Regions from separate parts of the Mus musculus genome. Here region 2 is linked to region 1. Evidence: chromatin contacts called from ENCODE Hi-C or POLR2A ChIA-PET data. All regions are on one chromosome and are shown on one strand. The core of a region is the stretch at or near the end of the contact, and the rest is flanking DNA. Distances in the headings are between cores, read along the strand shown.

The links. A loop is a pair of places that touch in the nucleus more often than their neighbours do. ChIA-PET counts read pairs that join two places held with the same protein, here RNA polymerase II (POLR2A).
Region 2: a map of T-helper 17 cell shows a loop between it and region 1 (4-fold over the local background). The contact joins the promoter of Hspa5 here to the promoter of Rpl12 in region 1. A Hi-C loop is called at or near these places in 1 of 37 maps with a recorded cell type or tissue (T-helper 17 cell). POLR2A ChIA-PET finds 5 or more read pairs at or near these places in 1 of 5 experiments (embryonic stem cell).

The regions. Positions count from the first base shown.
Region 1 is chr2:32,959,124-32,964,361 of GRCm38, reverse strand. Rpl12 (ribosomal protein L12) reads right to left here and starts at 2,650. Exons shown (of 7, transcript NM_009076.3): 1 at 2,523-2,650; 2 at 2,240-2,313; 3 at 1,690-1,788; 4 at 1,296-1,377; 5 at 779-865; 6 at 509-621; 7 at 317-371. The coding sequence starts at 2,559. The coding sequence ends at 366. It overlaps Lrsam1 (leucine rich repeat and sterile alpha motif containing 1), which reads left to right and starts at 2,721. Exons shown (of 26, transcript NM_199302.3): 1 at 2,721-2,800; 2 at 3,107-3,318; 3 at 4,749-4,845. The coding sequence starts at 4,774. It overlaps Snora65 (small nucleolar RNA, H/ACA box 65), which reads right to left and starts at 1,061; the gene lies at 944-1,061.
Region 2 is chr2:34,769,064-34,774,301 of GRCm38, reverse strand. It overlaps Hspa5 (heat shock protein 5), which reads right to left and starts at 2,212. Exons shown (of 9, transcript NM_001163434.1): 1 at 2,156-2,212; 2 at 1,856-2,073; 3 at 1,512-1,743; 4 at 995-1,132; 5 at 369-481; 6 at 1-274. The coding sequence starts at 1,980.

The DNA of each region.
Region 1 (5,238 bases), core at 1,401-3,900:
TAGCTTTTGTTAATTGTAGATATCTACCAAAACCACATTCCCCAGACTTATGGAAAATGTTAAGGATTAATGCAATTGCTATGCCAGAGATCCCACTGTACCTCCAGGATGGGGAGGATCCAGAGCAAGCTTTAGTGTATCATCCATCTGACTTAAGACTCATAGCTCTGAACCTCCCAGCCACGCCCACAGAAGTGCCTTTCCTTCTAGGCTGTACTACCCCAGGACTTTGAATCAGTGCTTTCTAGATCCTGCTACCACAGCCATACTGAACCTCCCAAAACCCTCCCCTGGCCCCAAAAAGCAGCCAAGCCCATTCACTGGTTATCAGATAGTCTTTTATTGGAATATTTTCTTGTTGCTTCTTAACTCTGTGGGAAAAGAAATATTGTCAATCACAACAGGGAATATAAGTTAACAATGCCCCAGTAAAACACCAAAAGTAAAGCAACAAAAGTCCAGCTTTCCCCCAGCCTAACTGCTTCCCCCTTATATAACAGTCACTTACAGCTGGGCACTCCACTGCACCACTGTTGATGTCATCTATGATGTCATGAGGGTGGCGGCCATCCACATTGCAGCCCACAGACTGTGCAGTACCCAGGATCTCCTTGATAGTTCCTACAGTAAGAATGGTGGCCTCAGTCACAGGGGAAAGAATTCCAGGGTTCCATTGCAGGAACACAGGGAAAAAATATGGATCCATGGGAAAATCCAAATCTTGAACCTTCAACAGCAAAGTGGCAGCCACCACTCAGGGAAAATAGCGTGCTCTTACCAGAAAGTTCTCTAGCCAAAGACCGGTGTCTCATCTGCCGGGCAATGTTGACAATCTCATCAAAAGTAATGTTCCCACTGTGTTTAACTGCAGAAAGCAAGTACAGGGCCTTTTACAGCTTCCCCTGTCTTCTGAGATCATGGCTCCATTTTACCTATCGCTGGGCTGTTCCCATGCTTTCGGCACAGAGCCATCCACATGTAGGACAGCCCTGTTTCCTAAAAGCTGGGGCTCACTGTCAGCTCACCACTGGATTGCACCAGCCAACAATACTGGTCAGGTGCAGTGGCGGGTGGCTGGGGCACAAGCAAGTCCTCACCAGCAGCCCTAACACGATTTTAGGGATGGAAACAGATAAAGTTAAACCCCTGAGGCACTGTTTCATTTCTGCACCCAGGAAAGGGAACAGACAACAGACGCCTACTGTGATCTCATTCCACCCCTAGGTCCCAAGAAAGGGGTCGACACAGCTGAGTAGCACACTGCAGCGGAAACCCAGGGAGTGGGGCCGACTCACTGTTCTTCTGCTTCTTCCTGTCTCTCGGTGGCTCCTTGAGGGCTTTGATGATCAGGGCTGAGGCAGAAGGCACCACCTCGATCTGCAAAGAGACTTGATGTGAACACAGCCCAGAAAACCAACCACCACCAGACACGCTAAAGGGCCCCGAAAAAACAGCTCGGCTAGCTAAGGTGCTTCCTGCTGGCCTCACCTCCAGAGTTGAATCCCTAGCATGGCGGACTCCTGCACCCTGGCACCTACTACTGACTTACAGTGAACCCTGTCGTATAGCCCTCCCACAAGGATAAAATCCGATTCACCGGGACAGGGAAATCTTTGCCAAGACCCATGATTCCTGAGGGCTGCTATCTCAACCCTTCCCTCAACCCCCCACAGCAAGCAATGTAAATACCTGGGCCTGTCTGTTCTGGATGGTCAGTTTCACTGTAATTCTGAGACCCTTCCAGTCACCGGTAGCCTTGGCAATGTCATCGCCAACTTTCTTCGGAGACTGTAGAAATAATAGCATTCGTTACCATGTGCCCAAAGTTGAAGCCAGGACCTTCAAGCTCACCGCCAGCCCTCCTCACCGTCCCACAGGAGCCTGCCCACAATGGCTCCACATCCTTCTTCACTAAGACAACTCTGCAGTAAGGGCTAACAAAGCAAAACACTTTCTGCTGCAATGGGGAACCCTCGGAGCTTTAAACACTAGGTTCCCGTGCGTTACCCACGGAGGCTAGTGGATTTAAGCAAGTCCAATGGCTGCCTCAACCGGGCTGTGGCACGAGCCTCCGTGCACGTGTTATCTCAGTTTTCCTTTGCGTCCCAAGTCCCAGCACCCACATCCCGGCCTGCACCAGGGACATGGTGGCCTCTTCTGCCCTCCACGGGGACAGAACACATCTACAGGCCAAACAGCATGCACGTTAGAGGTCTACGGCTCGGGAGCGACGACTTACCAGACCCAGAGGACCGATCTTCGGGGCCAAGGCGGATGTGGCGCCGACCTCGCCTCCGGTGCACCTCAGGTACACTGAAGAAAAAGCAAAATCAGAACCTCTGCGGCGCAGGCCGCCCTGCGCGCTGCCGTCGGGCTTCAGATGTCCCGGGCCAGGCCTTACCCTAAGGCGCACGGGCCGCCAGAGCGTCGGGCTCCCTCCCCTCTTACACACGTGGCAGCCAAGGCCCAAGGGAGACCCGCCAGGCCCCGGGACAGCACCCGGGCGCGGCGAGGGCACGCACCGACTTTGACCTCGTTGGGGTCGAACTTGGGCGGCATGGTGGAGGCGGCTGGTGTCGGATGAACCCGGATTCGGGACGACCGAAGAAAGTTGCACCGTTGCCTCCTCCGAGCCGAAAGCCGAAAAGACGGATCCTGCTCCGCCCACGCCGGATATAGGCGGAAAAGCTCAGCTCTCGCGAGAACCGCTGGCCCCACCCAGTCTCTGGGCGACACCCTGGTCGCCCTGTTTCTTATGGGCAGGCGTCTGCGGCAGAGGACTGCAGAGCTTGGTCTGTGGGTGAGCTCGGGATTCGGAAGGGGTAAATGTTCGGAGCACCTTGCCTGGGCAACAGAGTAGGGCTGCACCAGAGGTCCTGGTTCCTGGTCCACGTTCCCTTCTCTTGACGGTGACTCTGGAGCCCCTGGGACCCAGCCCAGGGCCCCGCCCCTCCCCTAAGGGATCTGCACCTGACTTGAGCGACCCTAGTACCAGTGCCACCCTAGTACCCTCCTAACCTGTTTGCGGTATGTGCATGTTAGTTACAGAAACAAACTATTCGAGTCTAATCACGAGTCTTTAATTCTGCAATTCCTTGGTTTCTAGAATCTCGAGACTTTGTCATCCTGAGTTGCGTGTCTTTCTGAAATTTAAAGTTTCGGTGCTCACTTCTATGTTTGAAGGAGACCGGACACCAGCTCAGCTTTTGGGGGCCAATGGTTTGTATCTGTGGCCAAGTCTTCGGAGTGACTGGCCTACCTTGAGGTCCACCCAAGAATCGGAACATCGGTGGAGGACCTCCCCATCCACAGAGCCAGGTTAGCCGCTGGCCAGCCCTGCCAGGGAAGGATGGGTGTGGTTCTTCCCAGCCAAGCTGGACCATCAGGAAAGTTCAAACCAGAACTGAACGAGCCCTGCTGAGAACGGTGAGGGAGGGGGAATTGGCAGAGATAGTCATTGAAGAAGGTATTTGGAAATGTAGATCTGGAGGATGGGGGCGAGGGAGGCTAGTCATTAGTGAGCCATCTGTAAGGGATTTAAGTCGTGGCCATCAGATAGGGATGGAGGGAGCTGTCTCTCAGGAGTGCTGCAATTGAGTGCGGAGAGTCCTGAGCAGGCCCTGCAGGCCCAGCAACCTCCTCTGACAGCCCACGCCCACAAATGGAGACCTGAAATCCCTCAGGACCACATGTGTCCTCTACTGCAAGGCTCCTCCAGCCCTCTTCTCCTTAGCAACTGTAATAGTACCTGAGTGCATTTGTCATGTGTGTGGTACCCTGTGGCAGAGTCTATGGCATAGACCTGACATACATGAAGTCACTGACCCCACAGAGGCCAGCATTGGCAACATTGCTCCATATTACAAATGAGGAAACCGGCTCCGACCAGTGACACAAAGTGACACAGCTAATGTCTTAGGTGTCAGAGCCCATGCCGTGAGTTACACACTTCCTCCAAATGATTATGTCCTTCCTATTGCTGGCCCTTAGACAGCACTGGAAGTTGCAGCCAGCTATGGGCAGCCAGCTACTGAATTCAGGACACAATGATTAACTTGGCTAAACTGGGAGGTCCAAGGAGCCGTGCAAGCGGCACAGGATCAGGACTTGAAAGGCAAGTGTCCCAGCCTGGTGTTTCTACAACCCAGGTCATATCACCAGATGAATGACCTTACTCAGCATCGGATTCTCCACGGGGCTGTAAGGAGAACCAAATGAGCAGTAGCTGGAAGCCTGCTAAGGTGCCTGAAGATTGCATTTTGATTTTTGCTTAACTCATAGATCTCTCTAGTATTGATATAGTTGAGTTCCCCCAAGTCACGGCTACCTCCAGTTTGGTCTTGATGGTTCCATCCTGACAATTTCCAGAGCTGGAAGTGACTCATCAGCTGAGTCTGTCCAGAGTCTTCAGAGAACATCCTTGGAAGGCACCTGGGGGAATCTTCCCTTGGTGGGGGAAACGCTTAGCACTGGGAGGGTGATGCCGGCGCCGCAGAGGGGCAGTGGCAAAGTAGGTCGAGCCCAGAGTACTTGGCGTGTTCTGTTCTTTCTACTCTAGGCTTTGCTTTGTCAGTAAAACAAAGTGTTGGGCTCTGTCGTGTGGGCTCAGGGCCCAGCTGGATGAGGTAGACAGCCCGGCCCACATGGAACGCACAGTCTTGCAGACAGCTGCTGCACTGCTGAGCTGCCTGTCTGCAGGTCGGACGCAGTGCAAGTTCCCAGGCGCTGATCTCTCTGCCGTCCTCTAGGGTCCAGAAGAGCTCACACCGGAGGATGCCCCTCTTCTTTCGGAAGCGGAAACCCAGTGAGGAGGCTCGAAAACGCCTGGAGTACCAGATGTGTCTGGTAAGGCTCAGCGTATTCTCTCGGGCTCCTCGGCTCCCCTTTTGCACCCTGGGTAACTCTGCCTTCCCAGCCCTGGGAGTGCCCTTCCTCGCAGGATGCGTGTGTGGCACTACCTGATGGTTTCTTTCCCTGCTGGACCTCAGTCACTGTGGCTGTGGCCCCTTCCAGCTCCTTACATCTATGGGCTTTTCCCTTATTTTCTCCATTCTACAAGGATGTTTTACCTGAATACTTTTTTTTTTCTTTTAAAGCCTTGAGAACTAGGTGTGGTGGCTTATACCTGTGATCTTGGCCTCTGGGAGGCTGAGGCAAGAAGACTGCCCCAGGTTCAGTGCTATAGAGGGCTACACTGTGAGTCCAGGTTAGCCTGAGCTATAGAGATCCTGTCTGCAG
Region 2 (5,238 bases), core at 963-3,462, 1.8 Mb before region 1:
TTCTACCTCACGCCGGAGTTTCTGCACAGCTCTGTTGTCTTTCCTAACATCTTTACCAGTTTTCTTTTTGTACAACTTGATGAAGTGTTCCATGACCCGCTGATCAAAGTCTTCCCCACCCAGGTGAGTATCTCCATTAGTGGCCACCACTTCAAAGACACCATTGTCAATGGTGAGAAGAGACACATCGAAGGTGCCGCCACCCAGGTCAAACACAAGGATGTTCTTCTCTCCCTCTCTCTTATCCAGGCCATATGCAATAGCAGCTGCTGTACTGTGAGGATGAAGAGGAGGGAAGAAAGCTTGGTCAGGGGTTCATATTTCCCCCCCACTTGGGAATATGGTAGAGCTCTGAGTCCCATACTTACGGCTCATTGATGATCCTCATGACATTCAGTCCAGCAATAGTGCCAGCATCTTTGGTTGCTTGTCGCTGGGCATCATTGAAGTAAGCTGGTACAGTAACAACTGCATGGGTAACCTAGAAGGACAACCGTGCAATCATACTTAAAGATGATTGAAGTACATGGTGTTCTCACTTCTGTCACTCTTATCAACTAGTCAAGCCACAACAGTTTCTAAGTCAGTTTACTGCTATATCATACGCTTTTGTCATTAGAATTAAGCAGTGGTAACTCATAAAGGCTGACTAGCATATACCTTGACCTCCCACAAAACACTAAATCACTAAAAGTTAAGATTGAAAGGTTTCTGGGGCTGGTGAGATGGCTCGGCAGGTAAGGGCACTGACTGCTCTTCCGAAGGTCCTGAGTTCAAATCCCAGCAACCACATGGTGGCTCACAACCACCCATAATGAGATCTGACACTCTCTTCTGGTGTGTCTGAAGTCAGCTACAGTGAAATTATGTATAATAATAAATAAATCTTTAAAAAAAAATTGAAAGGTTTCAAACCATGAAGGCTTCCCTACACAAGTCATCGAGGGGGAGCAACAGCAATCAAACACTCAACACTGTTTCACACGTTATTCACCTTCTTTCCCAAATACGCCTCAGCAGTCTCCTTCATTTTAGTGAGAACCATGGCAGAAATTTCTTCTGGGGCAAATGTCTTGGTTTGCCCACCTCCAATATCAACTTGAATGTACGGTTTAGTTTTCTTTTCAACCACCTATGGCATAAAGTAATTTAAAGGTAATTTTTCCGAAGAGGAAACAATGACACCACAAACGATTTAAAAAAAAAAATCCATTTCCTCCCTCCCATAGCTTGATTCATCTCTGTCCCTTAGGGGGAAATCACAACTAAAACTGAGCACAGCTGTATTGTAGATAGATCGACAGTTTTAGTCTGTTTCAACTTCTAGACATTGTTAACAGTGTGTCATGTTTTATAACACACTAAAAACGACTAGATGTAAAACCGTTACATAAATTCCGAACACATTCTTTTAAGTCCTTTGAACAGTGTTTTTGGCCAAGTGGCAACCCCTAAATACTCCTATCACCCCAGCCGCCCCATTAGCATGAGAAAAAAAAAACGGGTCCGACCTTGAATGGCAAGAACTTGATGTCCTGCTGCACCGAAGGGTCATTCCAAGTGCGTCCGATGAGGCGCTTGGCATCGAAGACCGTGTTCTCGGGGTTGGACGTGAGTTGGTTCTTGGCCGCATCGCCAATCAGACGCTCCCCTTCAGGAGTGAAGGCCACATACGACGGCGTGATGCGGTTGCCCTGATCGTTGGCTATGATCTCCACGCGGCCGTTCTTGAACACACCGACGCTGACGGGGAAACCCCACAGAAAAGGAATCAGCACCTCACTTTCTCACGCTGGCCCCGGAGGCCACGCCCCACTCCTCCCCACCCCCTCCTCCTTCGACGGATACCACTTACCAGGAATAGGTGGTCCCCAAGTCGATGCCGACCACCGTGCCCACATCCTCCTTCTTGTCCTCCTCCTCGGCCCGCACCGCGCCCAGCAGCAGCAACGCCGCCGCCACCACAGTGAACTTCATCATGCCGGCGCTGAGGACCAGTCGCTCAGCAGTCAGGCAGGAGTCTTAGGAGTCCAGCAACAGGCTGTGGCCCCGAAACGCGACGACGGTTCTGGTCTGAGGGCGACAGGGGCCTCGGGGTCAGGAGGAGACACGAAGCAGACTCGGAGCAGGCCTAGCAGCAGGCCGCGGCGCTTACCTCACACACACGCAGAAGCCCAAGTGTCCAGGTCAGTGTTGTCTCGGCCAGTATCGAGCGCGCCGTCGCCGACTCGCCTTATATACCCTCCCCACAGCCCCGTCGTGGAGGCCTCCGATTGGTGAAGTCGCTACTCGTTGGAGGCCGCTGATTGGTCCATGCCACCAAGCTGGCTGCTGCCGATTCGAAGCGGCCTCCTCCGCAACTCACGTCATTGCTACGCCCCCCGGGCTGACTCATTGGCTACTGGTCATTCTTAACGGCCACCAATGAGAGGCAGCATCCGCCCTGAGCGCTGGTCCTATTGGTTCAGCAGCTGCCTGTCCTTCGGGTGACCTCTCACCCCGAGACCGTTTCCGCCGGTAACCGTTCAGGTCCTCCCCTCACGCCAGGCCCCCGGGGACTGGAGTGGGGTCTGCGTGTCAGTTCCCTCGGGGTCTCCTTTTCTGTCTCTCACTCTGAAGAAGTACGCGGCCTTTCTCCTCCTCGATTCCCCGCGTCCTGAGCTGCCCGGCCTCAGCTGTGATCGCCCTCCCCAGCCTCCACACGTTCTCGGATGTCCCAGAGTCCAGGCCCTGTTACTCGCCCGGCCTGCACGTCTCGAGCTGGGGCCTGATCTGGATTCTGCCTCGCTGAGAATCCTGGTGCTTCTCAGCTAACCGTGTTTCTCCTTCACCCCAAGGCTAGCCGTATGTGTCTTTCCAGGCCTTTCGAATCTTCCCTTTGCCGGGGTTAAGTCCCAGGATTGGCCTGGCCAATTGTAACCTATTCCCTTTCTCCGCCGCGGAGATTCAGTACTATGGTCAAACGAGCACTTTCCACCATGAGATGTATCTTTTCTTCTCTCTCTCTCTCTCTCTCTCTCTCTCTCTCTCTCTCGTAGCGCCTTATTGTTCGCTAACCTGTTCTAGCATAGCATTTCCATTTATGACACTGGTTATTATTTATAAGTCCTTCCTCTTTCCCTCTTCCTTCTTGACACCACCCTATTCGACTCTTGGAATAGGGCTGATAATGCTAAAGACGTTTAGCAGACAAAAAAGTCTTGCTGATGCTTTACTCTTTTATAATAGTATGTTGGGGGACAAACAAAACAAGTTACTACTTGAGCTTATTATGTACTTCATTGTTTTGTTTTATGTATTTTGAGAGGCATTGTACACAGGCCCAAGCTGGTCTATAACTACTGATCCTCCTATGTGTTTTCCATGTGTCATTTATTCATATTCAAGTCTTGGTACATTTTTCCCATTTTCCAGAAGAGACCATTGAGACCAAGAGCGATTAAATAGCTAGAATGGTCGATTGATAAGTGCTGAGAATATAGTTAATAACCCGGTTGATTTTACTCCATAATTTATACTATTGATTCCCACCACCACCACCCTTTTTTGTTGTTTAAAGACAAATTTCATGCACCCCCAGTCTTCAAACTGTGTAGCAAATGACTTTGAACTTCTGTTTCTTCTATCTATACCTCCCAAGTGCTGAGAACTTCAGGCATAGGCATGTACTACCATGGGACTTGCATCTATGCATGCTACACAACTGACATCTGTCTCCAGGCCTGGAGCTCAACATGTCCACCAGGCTGGCCTTGAACTCTCAGGTCCACCATCTCTGCACCCCAAGTCCTTATAGACATGCTTATGAAGGCTACTTGGGCCATTTATTACAGGCAGGAAATGACTCCAGTATTCCTATTAAATGTATTCTGAGCTTCATAAGTACACTGTGCAAATACTACTAAAACATCACACGCACAGTCACTAAAATGTTGAGCCTATGAATCAGTGTTCAGGAATTTTTTTCCTTTCTCATTCCTCAAAGATTAGTGACTCAGTCAACTCCATCCTTGCTATAGAAGTTGCATCACACAGCTCTTTCAGTCAGGCTTGTAATACTGTCATAACATTGATCTTCCTTTGGGTTGCATCAGACTAGTATTAAGATAGAATCACTAAGCCCAATCTACTGGTGCACACCTTTAGTCTCAGCACGTAGGAGGCAGAAGCAGGGGATCTCTCTGAGTTAGAGGCCAGCCTGGTTAGTACAAAGACAGCCAAGGCTACATGTTGAGACCCTACCTCAAAGGGGGGAAAAATGGAAATCACTACTTGACCACATTACAACTTCATGTCATTTCAAGCTTGTCTGTATATATATTACAGCAGTCAGTTTACACTAAAATCAAATTTCAGTTTCATCCTGTCTCTCTTTTTTTTTAAAAAAGATTTATTTATTTATTTTATGTAAGTACACTGTAGGCTGTCTTCAGACACCCCAGAAGAGGGCATCAGATCTCATTACAGATGGTTGTGAGCCACCATGTGGTTGCTGGGATTTGAACTCAGGACCTTTGGAAGAGCAATCAGTGCTCATAACTACTAAACCATCTCTCCAGCCCTCATTCTGTCTCTTGATTAATGGAGGAAATGCTTACAACTAATTTTTCTAACATTTAGAAACTTGATGCCTAAGCCCAACCTAGTGTCACAGGCCTGTAGCCCCAGTATTCAAGAGTCTGAGGCAAGAGGATCACAAATTCTATGTGTAACTGAACTACAGAGTGAATTCAAGGTCAGCCTGGGAAATTTAGTGAAAACCTTGTTCAAAAGTAAAATACAGCTCTATTCTCAATCTCTAGTCTATGTCTGTCTCTGGCTCTCTCTTACACACACACACAGAGTATCTTACTAACTTAAGTTTGGGTTAGGTTCAGATGGGCTCTTGTAGACCAGGCTTACCTCTAGTACTCCACGTAGTTAAGGCTAGCCCTGAACTTTTTAATCTTCCTGCCGCACCCCCAAAATGCTAGGTTTGGAAGTATGTCACCAAGTTAGACTATCTGATCAACTTCTAGAGAGTTAAGTGTTTCAGTGGCTATAGTATCATTTTCTTTCTTCTTTTTTTGAGACTGGATATTGCTAGGTATGCATACTACATATTCCTTACTGGCCTGGAACTTTCTATATAGATGTAGCTGGTCTTGAACTCACAAAGAACCCCCTGCCTTTACCTTCCCAGCTGCTGAGATTAAATTCATGAGCCACCATATCTATCTCCTTTAAAATTCAAACCAA